2 separate regions of the Homo sapiens genome follow, and region 1 is linked to region 2. A link is an interaction called in ENCODE POLR2A ChIA-PET data of the cell type or tissue named here. Cell type or tissue: GM12878. All regions are shown on one strand. Links, peaks and the distances in the headings refer to the core of each region. The heading gives the core; the rest is flanking DNA. Region 1 holds the start of LRMDA (leucine rich melanocyte differentiation associated). Region 2 overlaps LRMDA (leucine rich melanocyte differentiation associated).

The links. ChIA-PET counts read pairs that join two places held together with the same protein. Peaks named below come from ENCODE experiments on the same cell type or tissue, not always from the same donor. Only the 100,000 strongest peaks of a DNase experiment are listed, where the experiment ranks them.
Region 1: POLR2A ChIA-PET joins it to region 2 with 10 read pairs; 2 of 35 experiments call an interaction of 5 or more read pairs at or near these places.

What each region holds. Positions count from the first base shown.
Region 1 is chr10:75,423,111-75,431,717 of GRCh38, reverse strand. It overlaps LRMDA (leucine rich melanocyte differentiation associated), which reads right to left and starts at 94. Exons shown (of 7, transcript NM_001305581.2): 1 at 1-94. It overlaps LOC107984293 (a long non-coding RNA gene), which reads left to right and starts at 108. Exons shown (of 2, transcript XR_001747703.2): 1 at 108-196; 2 at 1,408-5,619. RefSeq lists a silencer at 45-144 and an enhancer at 1-286. In GM12878, for the core only: no CTCF peak of the experiment used is centred there; a DNase peak (open chromatin) is centred at 3,127.
Region 2 is chr10:75,533,219-75,542,505 of GRCh38, reverse strand. All of the region lies in intron 2 of LRMDA (leucine rich melanocyte differentiation associated), which reads right to left. Among named protein-coding and RNA genes, the nearest start is that of MIR606, 15 kb to the left of the region's middle. RefSeq lists an enhancer at 3,839-4,453. In GM12878, for the core only: a CTCF peak has its summit at 1,729; a DNase peak (open chromatin) is centred at 1,930.

The DNA of each region.
Region 1 (8,607 bases), core at 1-8,000, 110 kb after region 2:
AGGACGCTGCGGGCGCGCGGGACGGAGCGCGGGGGCGCGGCGGCAGCAGCGGGGAGCGCGGCAGGGGAGCGCGGCGGGCGCACAGTTCCGCACTGGGCAGTCAGCTGACCCGGCGGAAGCCGGAGGCGCGGGCTAGCCTCGGGGACCTCAGCTCCGCCGCTCGCCGCCGCCGCCCCTCGGCCCGGTCTCCGCGCAGGTGAGCCCTGGCCGCCCGCTGCAACAGGTGGCCCGCAGCGCCCCGCGCCCCGACGGCGGCCTGACCCCGACTGCCCGCGCCCCTCCCTCCCCCGGATGTCCCAATGCCCAAAACTCCATGCCCACAGCTTTATCGCGTTTGTCTGGGCCACGCCTGAGGTGGGGGTATTCCTATCAGGGGCGCCCTTTCTGAGCCGTTAGCCGGGCTGTAGCCAGCCGGGCCTTTCCTGCATTTCGCAAGCTGGGTTACATAATGGACCTCAACTGCAGCGAGGAGGGGCCTCTTGGCTGAACGCCCCTCCTCATCAAAGCTGGGGAGAGGGAAAGTTAGAAGGTTGAAGGACTCCTGGTGCGGCCCAGTTTCCATTTGTAGGAGGGGAGGGGGATTGGGGGGGTTGAATTTCCCTATAAATAAAACGCTGGCTTGGTGAAGACCACCCCACCCTTTCCCTGTGGCCTCTAAGAGTTGACAATAATAAACCCTGGGGAAGGATAATTGGCTGGTGACCCCAAATTTCAGGCTTCTCTTCTCCTGCTCCTCAGAGGGCAAGAGATTTGTGAGGCTTGAAGTTATCAGTGGGGTTATTCGCTGTTCCCCACCCACCCCATCCCCACCTGGAAGAGCTGGCCACGGGCCTCCTGTCTGGATGAAAGTAGGCCCAGTGGGCAGGTAACTCCCTAAACCCATGCCTGTTTTTCTCTGAAATTCTCTGGAAGGATCCAGATTTTCTCCTTGCCTATTCTTGCCTCCAAGTCCAGGATGCACAGAGCTACCAGATATCAACTGGTTGTCATCTTCCACTCTTGCTGCAGCTAAGAGCCAGCCCAGCCTTAACTGGCATCGTCTCTCAGACAGCCCCGGTCCTAACACATTGTTAGGTGGGCCCTTGTCAGCATTTTGATGAGCAGTGTTGATCTCGGAGGGTTGACCTTCCTGCCCCTCTCTCAGCTGGGAGGAGCAGGCTCAGAAGAGTAGAGCAGTAAGAATGCAGTCTTGACTGTGTTTACTTTGGGGGATTCCAGGAAATGCTGCAACAAAAGGTCCTGCAGGCCAAAAAAGAAAGCTTACCCTCCAGAGATAAGGGGATCAAAGGGAACCTTCCCAGGCCTGTTGCCCCAAGGACCAGCTCCCCCGCCTTCTCCCTCCTTCTCTGCTGGACGCGCCCTCTCTGGTCCATTGTGCACTTTTGTCTGCTTTTCCTGCCTGAAAAGGAGGAAGTGAGCCCGGACCCAGCCAGCACTCTGCCCTCCGCAGCTGCCTTTCAGCTCAGCTTTCCTAGAAGGGCTTTGACAGATGGAAGAGGACTTGTGGAAACAGGCCCAAGCTGACTCAAAGATGAGATTGGAGAACGGCTCTCCCTTCCCCCACCAGAAGGGGGTTACTGAAGGTCATCTCATCCATCCCCCTGCCTCCATACACAGCTGGGTCATCTGAGCATAGGCTGTTCTGCAGACACTACCAATGTCACCAAAGTGGGCTGGCATCTTTCCCCCTTTCCACACCCTCTCACTACTGTTGCCTCCTCCACATAGCCCCAGGGCAACCATTTTAAAAGCCCAATTAGATCCTACCTAAAATCTTTCAATGGCTCCTAATCAAGTAATAATTAATACAGTCCAGAATCTTTAGTATGTCCCTGAAGATCTCTTATAATCCCATCAATTCTTACCTCTTCAGCCACCTGTCCCAGCTCTCCCGTCCTCTGGCTTCACAGAAGCTGTTAGTTTCAGCTGGAAATGCTTCCCCACCTACTGCTGTCTCTGCTTGGTGAACACATCAAGAAGGCCAGTTGATGGTGTGGGGAAGGATCATGTGCAGAAATCACAAAAATTAAGATCAGGATAGCTCTGTTGGAGGGGGGCTTTAGTGTTGGAACTGTAAACTGATAACAATAGGGAGCTATTGAAAGTTCTTGAGCAAAGTAGTTGTCTTAGTCTACTAGGACTGCTGTAACAAAATGCCATAAACTGGGTGCTTATAAACAATAGAAATTTATTTTTCACAGTTCTGGAGGCTGGGAAGCTGAAGATCATGGCACCCACGATTTGGTGTGTGGTGAGGGCCCATTTTCTGGTTCCCAGACAACGGCCTTCTTCCTGTGTCCTCAAATGGTAGGAGGGACAAGCTAGCTCCTGTGGGCCTCATTTGTAACAGCACTAATCCCATTCCTGAGGGCTCCACGCCAATGATCTAATCACCCCCCACAAGGCTCCACCTAAGACCTTGGAGGTTATGATTTCAACATATGAATTTGGGAGGGACACAAATGTTCAGACCGTAGCAGAAGTAATTTCCTGAATGTTGTTGGGGGAGGACACCAGCAGAAACAAACTGGATTCACCTGTCCTTACTCCTCAGCTTTTGGAGTTAGTCTTCAGAATAGAAGAACAAGGAGAAGGAGGAGGGGAAAGGAGAATAGAAGGAACAGAAGGAGGAAGGGGGGAAGGGAGAAAGGTAAAAGGAAAAGAAAAAGAATCTGTGTCCCTGGACCAAGGAAGATTGGAAGCCGGGAGGGGGAACATCCTTCTACCTCCTTATCACTGTTGCCAACAAAAAGGAAGATTAAACAGAAATAGTAAAGTTCCTCCATAATGTAGCCCTCCCTCGGGGAGGGGAGAGAGCAAAAAACAAAACAAAACAAAAAAAACACTGAGATAAGACTGACCTAGGAGTTAGACAAATAATTCCTCCGGAATACAAAGACTTTACAAGGGTGAACATAGCAGACGAGTCCTGTAGGGGCTTCGTCCTGAACACAGCTCTTTCTGCCCCAGCCCCAGGAGCACTGAGGTAAAATATGGGCTCATGCAGTCACGGTCCTCTCACCCCACTCCATGACTCATTGAAAGTGAGCTGCTAGCTTCCTATCCTGCCCATCTTACTTCACAGCCGCTGTGCCCCAGCTTCTGGCCTTGTGCTAGGCACTAGGGACATCCCTGACTAATACTGTTCAGGAGAGACGCTCAGACTTGTGCACAGACATTCACAGCACTGTGTCAGCAAGAAGTGCTGTCATTGTGATCCTGTTTTCTGAACCCCAAATTGAAGCACGTAGCCCAGCTTGTACAAGTGCACTCAGGAGGACCACAAAACAGAAAGTTCAAATCCAACCTATGCTGACCACCCTGAGCCTGTGAATTCTGGAGCTCTGACGGGCACATAGAGAGCAACAAGGTTCAACTCATACAACTGGACATTCTCTTATCGCCCTTGATGAAGAGGGCAATATTTTATTCCTATTGTCATCATTGTTATTATTATTCTGCTTTGGCAGAAGAGGCCCTTTGCCTTAGAGTCCTTCCTCCATCACATTCCTGGGGACAAAAAGGAAGATCCTGTTTATTTCCAATCAAGGGAGTTGATTCTGGGGTCGGCCAGAACCAGTGAAACAGGAACTGATTCCTTAAATCTTCCAACTGTGCATTAGCAGCTGAGAGAAGAACAGGGCCAGTTAACCAAGTTTTGTTAGCATTCCTAACTATCCTTAGCTGTATTTCTCTTCAGCCTGGCCTCATTTCTTTCAGGCCCAGCCCCCGGGCAGGTTAAGATGGTTGCTGTAATTAATCATGCCGTGGGCCCTAATTCAGACTCACCACATTCAAATTTCAATTTAAAAAAAAAAAGGCGGGGTGTCTACTTAAGAAATGCTCCGCTTATGAAATGCTCTTTGTTGCCGAAGCAGCCCCCTTTCAGCCTAAAGGAGAAAGTCTAGGAAGTGCAGGAAAGAAGAAAGGTTTCCAGGGCCCTCTTCAAAGTACTTGCACATATGTGAGGGGACTGAGGATGATCTGTGCTCCAAAGCCCCTCCAGTATTTCCCAATCAGAACAAACTGAATTTTTAAAAATATATATTAAATACCATCATAATATCTAGGATGAGTGTTCATTCCACAAATGTTAATTTATTATTCTCAGTGCCTCTAGTTTTCCTTCTCTTTTTTTTTATTTTTATTTTTTTGAGACAGGGTCCCAGGCTGGAGGGTAGTGGCGCAATCATAGCTCACCACAGCCTCGACCCCAGGGCTCAGGTGATCCTCCTGCCTCACCCTCCCAAGTAGCTGGGACTACAGGCACTCACCACCACACCTGGCTAATTTTTTTGTATTTTTTGTAGAGATGGGATTTTGTCATGTTGGCCAGGCTGGTCTTGAATTCCTGGGGTCAAGCGACCTACCCACCTCAGCCTCCCAAAGTACTGGGGTTATGGGCATGAGTCACCGCACATGGCTGTTTTCCTTCTCTTTAGGTCTTAAAAGGTTTTGTCATTATTTCTCTGTGAAAATGCAAACAATAGGACTGAGCATGGTGGCTCATACCTGTAATCTAGCACTGAGACCAGCCTGGGCAACATAGTAAGATTCTCTTGCTAGAAAAATAAAAATAAAGTAAAATGCAAACATTAGTTGGCTGTGGAGAATGGAGTGGGTTTGAGGAAGGTGGGAGTGGGAAAGGAGCTTCTGCTTTTCACTCCATTTCTTCTGTGGTTTTGGTAACATGCGTATACTACTTTTATAATTAAAAACAAAAAAGGAGGAGATTGGCACAGAATAGAGAATTTACCATGAAAACTACTATCTGCTAATCTCTTAGTACTATTTTAACAAATCCTGAAAACAGCAATGAGAAACAAATCTTATTTCCCATTTTACCTGGAACTCGCCGCAACTCCAAGTCCTTGGCTGGGCATGGGAGGCAAGTCATCGCTGACTTGGAGGAGGGGGGCTCACGTTGGACCTTCAAGAGGGAAAGAGAACCCACCCAACTGTCTATTTCCAGTGGGAGCACCTTTCCAGAATCCCAGCTTGACTTGGAGAGGTTCTGCCACTTGGAAGTTGGGGAAGGGTTCCTCCCACCCTCAATTAAAATACATAGAACTTGGTAGTCAGTTCATTAAGGTGGTCCCCTAGTATCTGTATTTTTCTCAAGTACTCCCAAAATAATTTGGATTTATGATCATCCAAAACTCACTGCTTTAGAAATCATCTACTCCAATTACTGATGAGGGAAACTGAGGCTTAAAGGGCAGAAGGGACTTGCCCAAGGTCACCCAGCAAATAAGCAGGTGACCCCAGGCCAGAAAAGAAAACAGGACTCCTCCTATGTCCCACTAAAAACAGGATAAGGAGGCTGAGAGGAGCACCTGAAAGATGCCATTTCACATCTAATCACTTCTTGTCACGTTGCAACCATTTTCCTCATATGGAGCCTCACGCTGATAGATCAGAAATAACATTTTGAAAGTTATGTCTGCAAGGAAATGGCTATTAATGTTCTTCCTCTCCTTTTAGAGCATCAAGGAATACATATTAATTTTCTCTCTACTTACATTGCCTATTTGCAAATTGTATTCACTACTCAGTGCTCCAATTTGTCCCACCCCTGAAGAGATTATGATGAATAAATGTGTTCCTGGAAATAAAAAATTTGTCCCTGAGATTTATTTTTATAATTATTTACAGGGATTATTTTAGAATATATGGGGGGGCAATAATGTGCACATAAGGGTTCCGGTGTGACTTACCAGTATTAATTCTGAGTCTCTTCCCACTTCTCCGAAAGAAGCCCAGGCTCTCTTCGCAGCTGTGAACCCGGGGCAAAGCAAGTGTCAAGTGCACCTGGCACCACCAGTGCCAGATTCTGAGGGCCAGATGAAGGTTGATACTGCTGGAGCATTGTGGTGGGCGGTGCCCTGGCCTAGGAGAGCTGGGTTCAGGAGCTAGCTTTGCTACTAACTCACTGGGTGCTCATAGATTAGATTAATCCTTCCACTCCTAAGTTCCTCAGTTTCCTCAAATGCAAACTAACTGATCTAAGGAGCTATTGATTACTTAGATAAAAATGCACATCTCCCCAAATCTATTGTATATTTCAAAATACTAGGAGAGAATAATTTGAATGTTCCTAGCAAAAAGACAAATATTTAAAGTTATATATAGCTGAACTACATTGAGGCTGGGCACAGTGGCTTACACCTGTAATCACAGCACTTTGGGAAGCTGAGGTGGGAGGATCAGTTGAGCTCAGGAATTTGAGACAAGCCTGGGCAAGATGGTGAGATCCCCATCTCTACAAAAAAAAAAAAATTTTTTTAATTAGCTGGGCACAGTGGCACACACCCGTGATCCCAGCTATTTGAGAGGCTGAGGCAGGAGGATCCCTTGAGCCCAGGAGTTGGAGGTTGCAGTGAGCTGCAATTGCACCACTGCACTCCAGCATAGGCAACAGAGCAAGACTCCATCTCAAAAAAAAAAATTACATTGATCTGATCTTTACAAATTATATAAATGTATTATATGTACTCCCAAGATATATACATCTATTATGTATCAATAAAAATAAAACTAAAAGAAAGAGAATACACTCACTAGTAGATATTTATTGAGCACCTACTATGTGTCGAACACTGGGAGGACAAATAGTAACAAGACAGATACAGTCCTTACTCCTGTGAGGCTTACATTATGGTGGGAGAAGACAGCTAACAAGTTGAAACATAATTTCAAGTAGGCAAAATACCTCATTTCAGATAGCAGTCATCCATACTATGAAGACAAAAGTGGACAGTGTGAGACAGGGTATGGGAGATGGGGGGTGCTAACCTAGACACAGTGTCCAAGGTCTTTGCTCGCCCTCCAAAGCCTTTTTCTTATGAAATCCTTGAGGAGTGGATCACAGGCTGGATTTTGTCCCCACTCACCCCCTCTGCACAATGCTATTGTGATGCACAAACTGCATGGCCTCAGACAGCTGTGGAATGTTCTGGGAAGGCCTCTCTCAAGTGACATTTGAGCTGAAGTCAGAATCATGAGATGGAGCCAGTCATGGGAAGGCCTTGGGAGAAGGGTTTGCAGAGGGAATAGCAAACACATTCTCTTAGTCTCATGTAGTCACTTTGCTTATGCTTGAGTGGTGAACTTGAACTCGATTGTTTCCAAGGACAAAGTGTCACTCCAACCAGAAAGAAGAGTCTTCCAGTACAGCTGCACCTGGCTTTGATTTGCTCCTCAGCTCCAAATCACAGGTGGACTAAGGCTTTGGGATGCAGCAGCTGGAAGCAGAGTCATTCATGGACACACAGAGGTTCCACAGCTCTATAAAGCATCTGTGGTTTTCTTGAAGAGGGAAAAACGCAGAAGGAGTGCTGGCCCTTATGCATGTCTGCACTGGCACAGAATCTTGTGGACACACAAAAGCACACAAACAGGCTGGGCACATTGGCTCACACCTGTAATCCCAACACTTTGGGAGGCCAAGGCAGGTGGATCACTTAAGGTCAGGAGTTAGATCACCATGGCCAACATGGTGAAACACCATCTCCACTAAAATTACAAAAATTAGGCAGGTGTGGTGGCAGGTGCCTATAATCCCAGCTACTTGGGAGTCTGAGGCAGGAGAATCGTTTGAACCAGGGAGGCGGAGACTGCAGTGAGCTGAGATCATACCACTGCACTCCAGCCTAAGTGACAGAGCAAGATTTTGTCTCAAAAAAAAAAAAAAAAGCCCACAAACATACATGTAAGCACATAGCCACGTGAGACACATGCCAACCTTGGATCCATGTGTGCCATCTCACAGCTATGGTCTGAACCCTGAACCCCATTCCTAGGCATGTCTTGGTCTCCCGTCTCACTGAAATAGCTACTAGTGGCCAGTAGAGAATGCAGACATTATAGGTACCAGTACTTCCTTAAACCTGAGAGGATTTATAGCTTATACTGAGGTGCTAGAAATTTATTCATTCAGTTCATTTGTTCAAAAAATACTAGTTGAGTGCCTACTGTCTGCCTGACAGGAATCTAAACTCTGGAGACATAGCTATAAAAAAAAGAAAAAGAAAGTTTCTACCCTTGTGGAGCTCATTTTCAGTAGAAGAACAGAAAATAAACAAGGAGGTCAGGTGTGGTGGCACACGCCTGTAATCCCAGCACTTTGGGAGGCCAAGGTGGGTGGATCGTTTGAGCCCGGGAGTTCAAGACCAGCCTGGTAAATGTGGTTTTGCCTGTCTCTACAAAGCTACCAAAAAATTAGCTGGGCATGGTGGTGCGCGCCTGTAGTCCAAGCTACACAGGAGGCTGACGTAGGAGGATCAGTTGAACCCAGGAGGATGAGGATGCAGTGAGCTGTGATCCCAGCACTCCAGCCTGGGTAACAGAGCAACACAAGAAAAAAAGAAAGGAAAGGAAAGGGGAAGGGGAGAAGGAAAATACAGAGTGTGATGAGTCCTGTGGAGAACAACGCAGCAGGGAAGGGGGACAGGAGTGCCGGGTACACAGGGTGACGAGGGAAGGCCCCACTGAGAAACTGAGATGAAGCTGAGATCTGCAGGAAGTAGGGGAGAGCCAAGTGAACTTCTAGGGGGAAAATGTGCCTAGCAATAGGAACAGCGAGTGCAAAGGCCCTGAGGCAGCAAG
Region 2 (9,287 bases), core at 641-8,640:
GTCTAGAAGAAATGAGAGACAGAGCATCAATCACAATTAAATTCTTCAGGAAGGTAAGATGACTAGGAATGCTAAACAGGATGGCTGGAAACTAGAAAGACTTGCTACTGTCATTATTAACTCTGTGAAAGTGCAAACACTCCTTTGTCTTGCTGAATGATGGAGCTACACATGCTCACGTGCTTTTAAGCGTCCCAAGGGTTTAGGGAAAAACCAAAAAAAAAAAAGTTTCAGGCTTAAGACTTCTGAGGCAGCTTTCTCTCTAACCCCCTCAATGAGTTTAGTCATGCAAGGAAAGATTCTTTAAAGTTACCAAAGACTTTGTTTAATGCCCAAGAAAATGCAGACTGTCAGCACCCTTTGTCAGGTTTTGGTGGCTTAAGCCCATTCTCCAATACACTGGTGACCCTCCACCCTCATTCACTAGTTTCTTTTTGACATCAAGCGCTGGATAATTGTTTGATTTCCTTCTAGGTAAAAGGAGATTAAATGCCCAGCTGCAACAGCTGACATACAAAAGGGAAAATATAGTTTAACCACCATATTTATCAAGATAATTTTTCTTCCACACACTGATTAATAACATTAGCCAACATCCCCTTTGGCTTGGGGAGAGAGAGGTGGGGAGAGACATGTCCCCCTCAGAGTATCAGAAACAGGAGTTGACAGTTCAAGGCAAAAATGATTTGCATGTAAATTCTCATCAAAAGCAAGTCTGCACCCTGAAGTTGTCAAGTTTTGCTACCAATTTGACACTTAAATGGGCTATAGCAAAACTTGATTTAAACTGAAGAGGAAAAAAACATGGCAACTCAATTACCCCCTAGCAGATCGGATCTGGCAGCTGAGGTCAAACTTTTCACCCTGCCATTACATTTCTCAATACCTGATGCTTTAAACAAACACTATGTATTCCTCCTACAATCCTGGAGGAAAACGCATTTCTCAGGGCTCCCTACTGTGCCCCAGATTAAAAAATAAATTTCACTTGTGTGGGATCTGGGGCCATTTTCTCCATGTAAATTTCTGAATAAATCAGGACTTAAGAAATGGCCTTTTGCACTGGGAAAAATAGTCTCTGCTTAAAAAAAAAAAAAAAAAAAGTTTGTGGGGAAGATTTGTGGAGTATTAAAAGATGACTTAAAAACAAATATTCCCATAACATTAGAGGCAAAACGGTGACCTGTTTTTAGTTTGCTTTTAATATATTTCATATTTGAGCTTAGGCTGAACAGCACATTAATTCAGCAGGGAGAAAAACAGCTAGCTAGTTCCAAATCGGCTCCAAATTTATGGAGGACAAAGTATCTCATAAGGCCCTGGGACAAAGGCTCAAATCCAGGAAAGACCCAGTTGGCCTCTGGGAATTCCGTCCCACCAGGGTTTGAATGCTGCGGTTGCCTAGGCTATTCAATCCCTGCAAGAGTTCTCATTCCTGCAACAACTATTTAAACCAACAGTTGTTAAAACTCTTCTTATAAGTGCCCTAAAGCAGATCCAAAACTGTTTTTTTCCTTTTTAAAAAAAAAACAACAAAACTTGTTTCCCTAAGTTTGTTTTAAGCTCTTCCTGTAAAAGCAATGAGTTTATTGACTCTGCATTCACCATAATTTCTAGTTCTTATAACAGGTAGCCAGGTAACACATAGGGAATTATTTTACTTTTTTAGCCAATAAACACATTACATATTTACTGGATGCCAGGCACTCTTCTGAACACTAGGGGCCCAAACATGAGTAATAGCTGCTTACAGTTGGGAAGACAATCACATACACAACTAATTACAATAGTGTGGGATAAGCACTGCAAGAAAGTAATATTCAAAGTATATGAGAACACATTTAACTAAGGGATTCAGTCTGGGGGAGTGAAAGTTTCAAATTCCCCTGGTGACTGGGACTTTACCTATATTGGCATCCAGCAAATAGTGGAGCAGAGTGCTAGTGGGGAGGTAAGATCTTTCTACAGAAACCAGCCAAGTGGAAATAAGAAAAGCCTGTTTGGCCAGGTGCTAGATAGGGGAAGACAGTATGGTGATAAAACGAGAATCCTATGGCCACACACATGGGACAAATGTATGAAATCACATTCCTCTTGTGCCTGGTCTTCCTATAAGCCTATCATGCCAATCCCCAAACTTGGAGCATGCCCACCATTGGTGTTGTACTTGCTTTGCTGTTACTCAAACATGCCAAGCTTGTTCTGGCCCCAGGGCCTTTTCACTTGCTGTTCCCTCTGCCAGGTTCCCAAACCTTTGCACAAGCTATCTCACCTTCAGCTCTTTGCTTAAATGTCACTTCTCAGAGCAGCCCTCCCTGACATCTCTACCTAAAATACGCTCCCACACCCACTTCTGAGGCACCTAACCCTTTACTCCTGCTTTATTTTCAATATGGTATAATGTTGCTACCAGAAATTTTATTATCTGTTATTATTTCTGCTCCTCACTAGATTATAAGCAGCATGAGAATCAGGCCTATACCCCCAGATCCTAGAACAGATAGTAATAGGTGCTCAATAAACATATAGTGAATCTGTTAATAACCTTTAACCCCTGGGTGCTGATAAGCTAATATCTCTGAATTAATGCTATAAAGAAAATTAAAACCCAAAAGACTCTGACAGACTCTGACTTCTAAGCCCTTGCATCAAGAACAAATAATGCTATAGGGAGTGAATGCAAATGTAGCATTTTTGAAATCTAAATACAGCCAGAGGGAGAAAATCGCCAATACATCAACAATAACAAAAACAACAAAAAAACAGCCATTTATACTAAGCCAAATCTCTGAGATCTTTCTGAAAATATATATTTAACTCTAACCAGGTTCCCAGGCTTCCTACAAATCACCACCATGCAAGAGAAAACCATGTGAGAAGTTATGTTCTGCTTCTGAACATTTAAGCATTTTTATCAATATTATTTGCCAGTATAAACATTTCCCCCATAACTTAATATTTAAAATAAGAGTGCACCAAACCGAGGCTTATAATGTGCAAAGGAAAGAGTTCAGTCTAAGGTATTCATGACTTCAGTCATTCTCTCATAAAACAACAGATGAAATAAAATGTATGACATTCCCAAAGAGGGAGTTCCTCATGTAATTCATCTTAAAATGCAATGTTCTGTCATCTCAAGTAACACTTACTGAAAGCAACCATCAATACTTTTTGTCAAAAGCCCGTACTCTGTGTAAAATGTTCCATCAATCTCTATTTACATAAAACAAAAAACTTTCAGTGTGGTTCTAACACACAGCCATGGAGGGTCTCCATCTCCAGTTTTCATGCTCTGCTGAAAAATAATTTGACTGACACCAGAAAAATAAAGATGACCCTTAAAGGAAAGCTTTTAGGAAAGGGAAAGCTGCAAGGGAAAATGCCTTACATTGTTGGACACAAGTCCTATTGAAGAGAAGTTTTTTTGGTTTTAAACCATACGATATGTATTCTCTTAAAATAAAAAATTCCATTCTGCCAGGAAATCCTCTAAAAAGCTTTCACTCAATTGCATGCAAGCAACACTAATATAGGGATGGCACCCTGCTGATTCTAAACTTGAACATGCAACCTGTACCACTCTATTCCAAGACAGAAAATTTGGCATTCAGTACTGTAGAATGTGAATATCACATGAGGCTAGCAGAAGGTCATTGCCTGGGGATGTTTATAAAACACACAAATTAAGGTATTAGCCTTTCACCTTGGGGGTCTGAAGATCAAATCCCAGCTTAGGTAACATGCATAAAGTCTCTCTGCCAGCCTTTTCCTAATACTTGCTTGTTGAAATCACACAGACCCTTTCCTCTGACCCAAGTTAACAAAGGCATAGATGAGAAAGCTAAGAAATGACAGGTCAAAGCCAAAAACACAAAACAAACAAACAAACAAACAAACAAACAAACAAAACTACTCAATGCCCATCTGAGACATTTTCACTTCATGCTCAGTGAAGTGCCATTTTTTGCCATTTTTCACCCTTTCCCTATGATTTGAACAGTCTACGGGTGAAGATTACATAAGAGACAACACTGCCACTTACATCTTTTGAATCGCAAATAGAAGATGCATTAGGAAATCACTTAACCTTTCCTAATTATTCCTTACATTCACTCACTAGGCATGCTATGTGAAATGCGGTAGAGGATGCAGCAGGTGGCCAGATACAGTTTCAAGTACTGCTGCAGGGACTCGGCCAAATCGCTGCACCGCTTTCAGTCTCTGTGTTATGCAAAGCTCCCTGGGCAGCACAAAGCTTCTAGGGTCTTCTAGGAGGGGAAATGACAACATAGCAGATAGGGTCTTGGCTCCCCTTCGATGCAGCGGCCTCATCAGTATCTGCTTTATATCTGATGAGCTAACAAAGCTTCAGGTTTCATTTGCAACTGTGTCCTCAGACCTCAAAATTCTCTCCAGCTCTAATAGTCCCCAACCGTATACTGTGGTGGAGCAGGAACACATATACCCCAAACAGGTGTGATGAGCCCTCAACTTTGGGTTAAAGAGGACAGAGAGAAGAGCATACCTCAGTAGAGTCATGTGAGCTGTGTGTGACCCACCAGGGTATATACACGGTTAGGATTTTCAAGAGGTAGAGGCTGGGACTTGATGGAGGACAGAAAGAGCATCCTATAGAGGGGACACACAGGACAAGCACAAAGCCAGGCCAGGGGGCATGTTTGAGAAGTATGGAACATCTCTAGAAAGGAGGGGAAAAACAGATAGGAGTGATTAAATGCCTGCATGCCAGGCTGAGAATTCTAAACTCCCTGGACCCAAGAGGTACTCACTCCACCCAGTCATGAATGCAAATGCTCTCCCCGGCCCCCAAGCAACCCAAGCTCACTTCAATACTTTGATCACATCTGCAAATCCCTTACACATTTGTCCAGATCTGAACTTCCATCCTTACGGGCCTGGCTCAGGCCTCATACATTTGGTAGTCAATACAGGCTTTGATAGCAAGGATAACAAGGATAAATTATGCCAGGCACTGTGCTGAGAGCTGTACAGTCAGGGTCTCATTTAATCCTGACAGTCAGGGATGTAGGTACATCACAATGCTGTGGGAGAGAAAATCAAGGCTTAGAGAGACTTAACAACTTGCCTGATGTCACACAAAGCTAGGCAGAATCAGAGCAGAACTTAAACCCAGAAGTACCAAGCCTCTCAGCCACATGGCCTGCCTTAGGAGTATTCTCAGGGGCTGAGCCAGAAGTAGCCACAAGTGGAATGCCTCCAGGTGATGGAAAAGATGCTTCCATCAGCGGTTGCACGTTATAATAATGAGGCAATGACAAGGCTTTGAGCTAAGTGGAAAAATCCTTCCCCCAAAAATAATGAACACAAAGTAAAAAGAAAGCTCTTCAGCATATAGTGTGACAGAAGAAAATAGTCTCTTAGCTAGTTTGGGCATAAAAGTTCACTCTTGACCGGAACGTAAGGCAAGGGAGTAGCTGAAATACCAGAGCATCTGTGCTCCCTGGCAATTCTAGGTCTAATTACCAACCACCAGTAGGATACCTGTTATTTGTCCAGCATACGATGGGTGGTATGGGGGATACAATGAGGACACTGTTTTTGTCCTCAAAGTTCTCAGAGTTAAATGTCAAGCAAGCCTGATCCTAGATCAAAAATGCTTCAGTAGGCCAGGCACAGTGGCTCATGCCTGTAATCCCAACAATCTGGGAGGCTGAGACAAGAGGATCACTTGAGGCTAAGAGTTCAAGACCAGCCTGGTCAGCATAGCAAGACCCCCATCTCTACAAAAAAAATTTAAGAATTATCCCCAGCTACTACTAATTTAAGAATTATAGCCCCAGCTACTCGGGAGGCTGAGACAAGAACCCAGAAGTTCAAGTATACAGCGAGCTATGATCACACCACTGCACTCCAGCCTGGGCAGCAGAGTGAGGCTCCATCTCCTAAAAATGCTACAATAAAAGAATAGCAAGTGGGTGGAGCAGGAACACATATACCCCAAACAGGTGTGATGAGCCCTCAACTTTGGGTTAAAGAGGACAGAGAGAAGAGCATACCTCAGTAGAGTCATGTGAGCTGTGTATGAACCACCAGGGTATATACATAGTTAGGATTTTCAAGAGGTAGAGGCTGGGACTTGATGGAGGACAGAGAGAGCATCCTATAGAGGGGACACACAGGACAAGCACAGAGCCAGGCCAGGGGGCATGTTTGAGAATATATACAATATACAGTTGTGTAGAGCAGTATGGAATGGACCCCGAGTACAATAGCTGTTCTGAGAAGAACCTGAGCAGCTAGGAAAGGCCTGGAGTCATGTGAACCCGCCCTGCAAGGATGGTTAAGATCTGGGTAGACAAAAAGAAGGCAATACAGAGCAAGCAGAACAGCAGCTCAGGGGCCAATGTGAGCAAAGCCTGGGTGGGAGAGGAACAGAGCGACGGCGGCATGGCTGAGGCAGAATGACAAGCAGCCAGGTCAGACAATAAGGAGGTGGCTTTCCCCTCCATCCCACAATCCAGAACACCAGCCAACCCAACCTCTCATTCTACAGGATTGCATAGAATAATTCAGAGTCTTGCTCAAAGTCATACAGCCAATTTAATGGCACAGATGGCTCAGAAGAGCTCTAATCACTGCCTCCTGGCCTGGTCCACTTTCCAGTAGACCACACTGCCTCCTCCCAGAAGCAGAAGCAACACTTGTTCCTCCCAGGGCAGGGGGCATCCGGAACCTGAGGCAGAGCAGTTCCAGTTGTAAAGATGAGTCCACTTCAACTTTATCCAAAATGGCTACAAGGCCCTTACCTGATTTTCTTTAGTCACACCCAATTTTTTTTTAAGGTTTTATTCTGAAAACCTTGAATAATAAAGTTCTCTTCAAGGATCACTTCAAGTTCTTCAGAAATGATCTAAGGGTTCTTTGGTCTGGGTGATTTGCATTAGTTGGCTCATTGTCTGCCCCAAAATGCACTAGGAACAGAAAAGAAATTGAGATGGGAAAATAAAAGAGCAAGAGAGTCTCTAAATTTCAGTTTTTGCCTTTCACAGAGGGATTCATGGCTTGAATAACAAATCTTTAAGCTGCTGCTGACAGTGCACTTCATAAAAGGACGACTAGAGAAATAAATAAATAAATAAATAAGAAGTAAGTAAGTAAAAGAAGCTGAAGGAAAGACAAGGACCTCAACTGGAATTCTAGGGAGGAAATTAGAAAGCAGAAAAGGCTTACTATTTCAGGTTGTTGATGGTGTGTCAATCCTGAGAAGAAAAACTTGGTTGAAATCTTTGTGAGAATGTTCCAATCACAGTGCAATCCTGATATGGAAAAAAAAATCCCTGAAAAACAGGCTAAAGAAAGCAACAAAAACAAAAAATCCATGACAATGAATTTCTAATTTAGAAGATAAAAAGAACTGTCTTTTACCAAAAATAGTGAAAGATTGTAAGACACATTCACAAAATATTTTTCTACAACAAGCATAACACTAAGCCTCTTCATGGTGGACAGAGACATCATCAAATAAATGTGTTTTTATTTATTTGGGGTTCTGAGTTTTGTTTTCGTTTTTTTAATGAAGCTTATGGGTATAGAGAAATTCTGGTGTATAGTTTAAGCTCATACTAGCAAGACTTTCCCCTGAATCTGACCCTCCATTACCTAAGTACAAACCCTAATTAGGCTTAAAAGGGGAGGAAGAAAGAAACATCATATCTATTTCCTTAGGAGTCTTATTTTGGGATTCAAAATTCTTCAAAAAACTCAAGCTTGAATTATTCAGCCATTTGGTGGTTTGAGTCAAGGTTTTATGAGCATTTTCTGTCTATCAGCCATCACAAGTTGGGGAAAAGAAGACAAAAACATCGTAATTCAGATGCTATTCTGAGGCTATGTCTATGTCTAACAATGTTCAAAGGCAGCTTGCCTGCCAAGAACATTTTGGAAAGCAGTCCTTGACTTAAAAGCTAAAGATCAGAAACTATTGTCATCTTCCATTCTTACTCCTCAGGTTGACTCATAAACCTAGAATCCCCCCCTGCCAAATATATGCACCCACAATATTGCCGAGAAAGCAAAGTTCTAAGAGTCAGGACGGCTAGAAACAGTCTTAAATGCCACCCAATTCAATGGTAGCATTTTTCACTGTTTTTTCTTAACTTCTGTTTTAAAGTACACCACATGACAGCAAGTCCCAGGAGGACCACTGTCCACCAAATGTGATGGGCAACTAACTGCCACACACAGCACTTTGCACCCAGTAGCTGTTCAAAGGTATTTGCTGAATTGAATCTCAAACAGACACAGGTTTGCATTATAAGCACCTCACAATTGCGCATCAGGGCACTTGAAATACTCACCCTCATATATTATATTCCCTGTAAAAGACCTAACTTATGCTACATGTGCAGAGACCTTTGATGTAGAGAGCATGAAGAGAGCCTGTTGATGCCAGGAATGGCCAAGAGAAGGAAGATTGAAACTGGGTTCTATAGGACACCATCTGAGCCACTGGATCCACCCACCTGCCCCGAACGCTACCCTAACACCTAGGCAATAGATTTCCTTTACTGTTGAAACCAGTTTGAGTCACTTGCAATATAGAGTCCTCATATGTTGCACATATCGCATGTACATTTTATTTTGTCTTTTGACAAAGTCCCCTCCAAACGTCACCTCCTCCAAGGAGGTGCAATTAATTGTTACTCTCTCTGCACTCTGTGGAATATCGTTGACTCTCTCTCTCCTCTCATCCTCTGAGTGGGCCCAACTCTCCCAGTGATAGCAAGGGAAAGGAAAGGCTCACTCAGCAGCAGACTGCTACAACTGCCTGATCCCAAACACAAGACACCAGAGAATAAGCTTCAAAGTTTCCCACTCCATGATTTTCCAGAAAGTGATGTCCTCTTGCACATCAAGAGACAAGAAAACATAGATGTGCAATGACATAATTTATTATTTACCTACTTTTAACCAAGTCAGTGGGAGAAACAATAAATATGAGTATGCCCAGAAGTGTCTCTTACTCAGACCCATAAAAACTCATTTATAAATAACTCAAAATTTCCACCCAGGATTGATGCTTTCTCTGCTGCACGAAACTCTCCCAGGCTCCCTTGTCAGCCTTTTCCTGAAGTAGATCCAAAGAGACCCTGGGTTACCCCACCCCTAATTGTTACCTATTTCATTTGTATATAGGTTTTCCTCATTAAAATGTCATTATAAAATGAGGAGTCCATTTTAAGGGTAAACAAAGAGTGGTATCTAAATATACTAATATCTCAGCCTTTACTGAAACTAACTTTTAT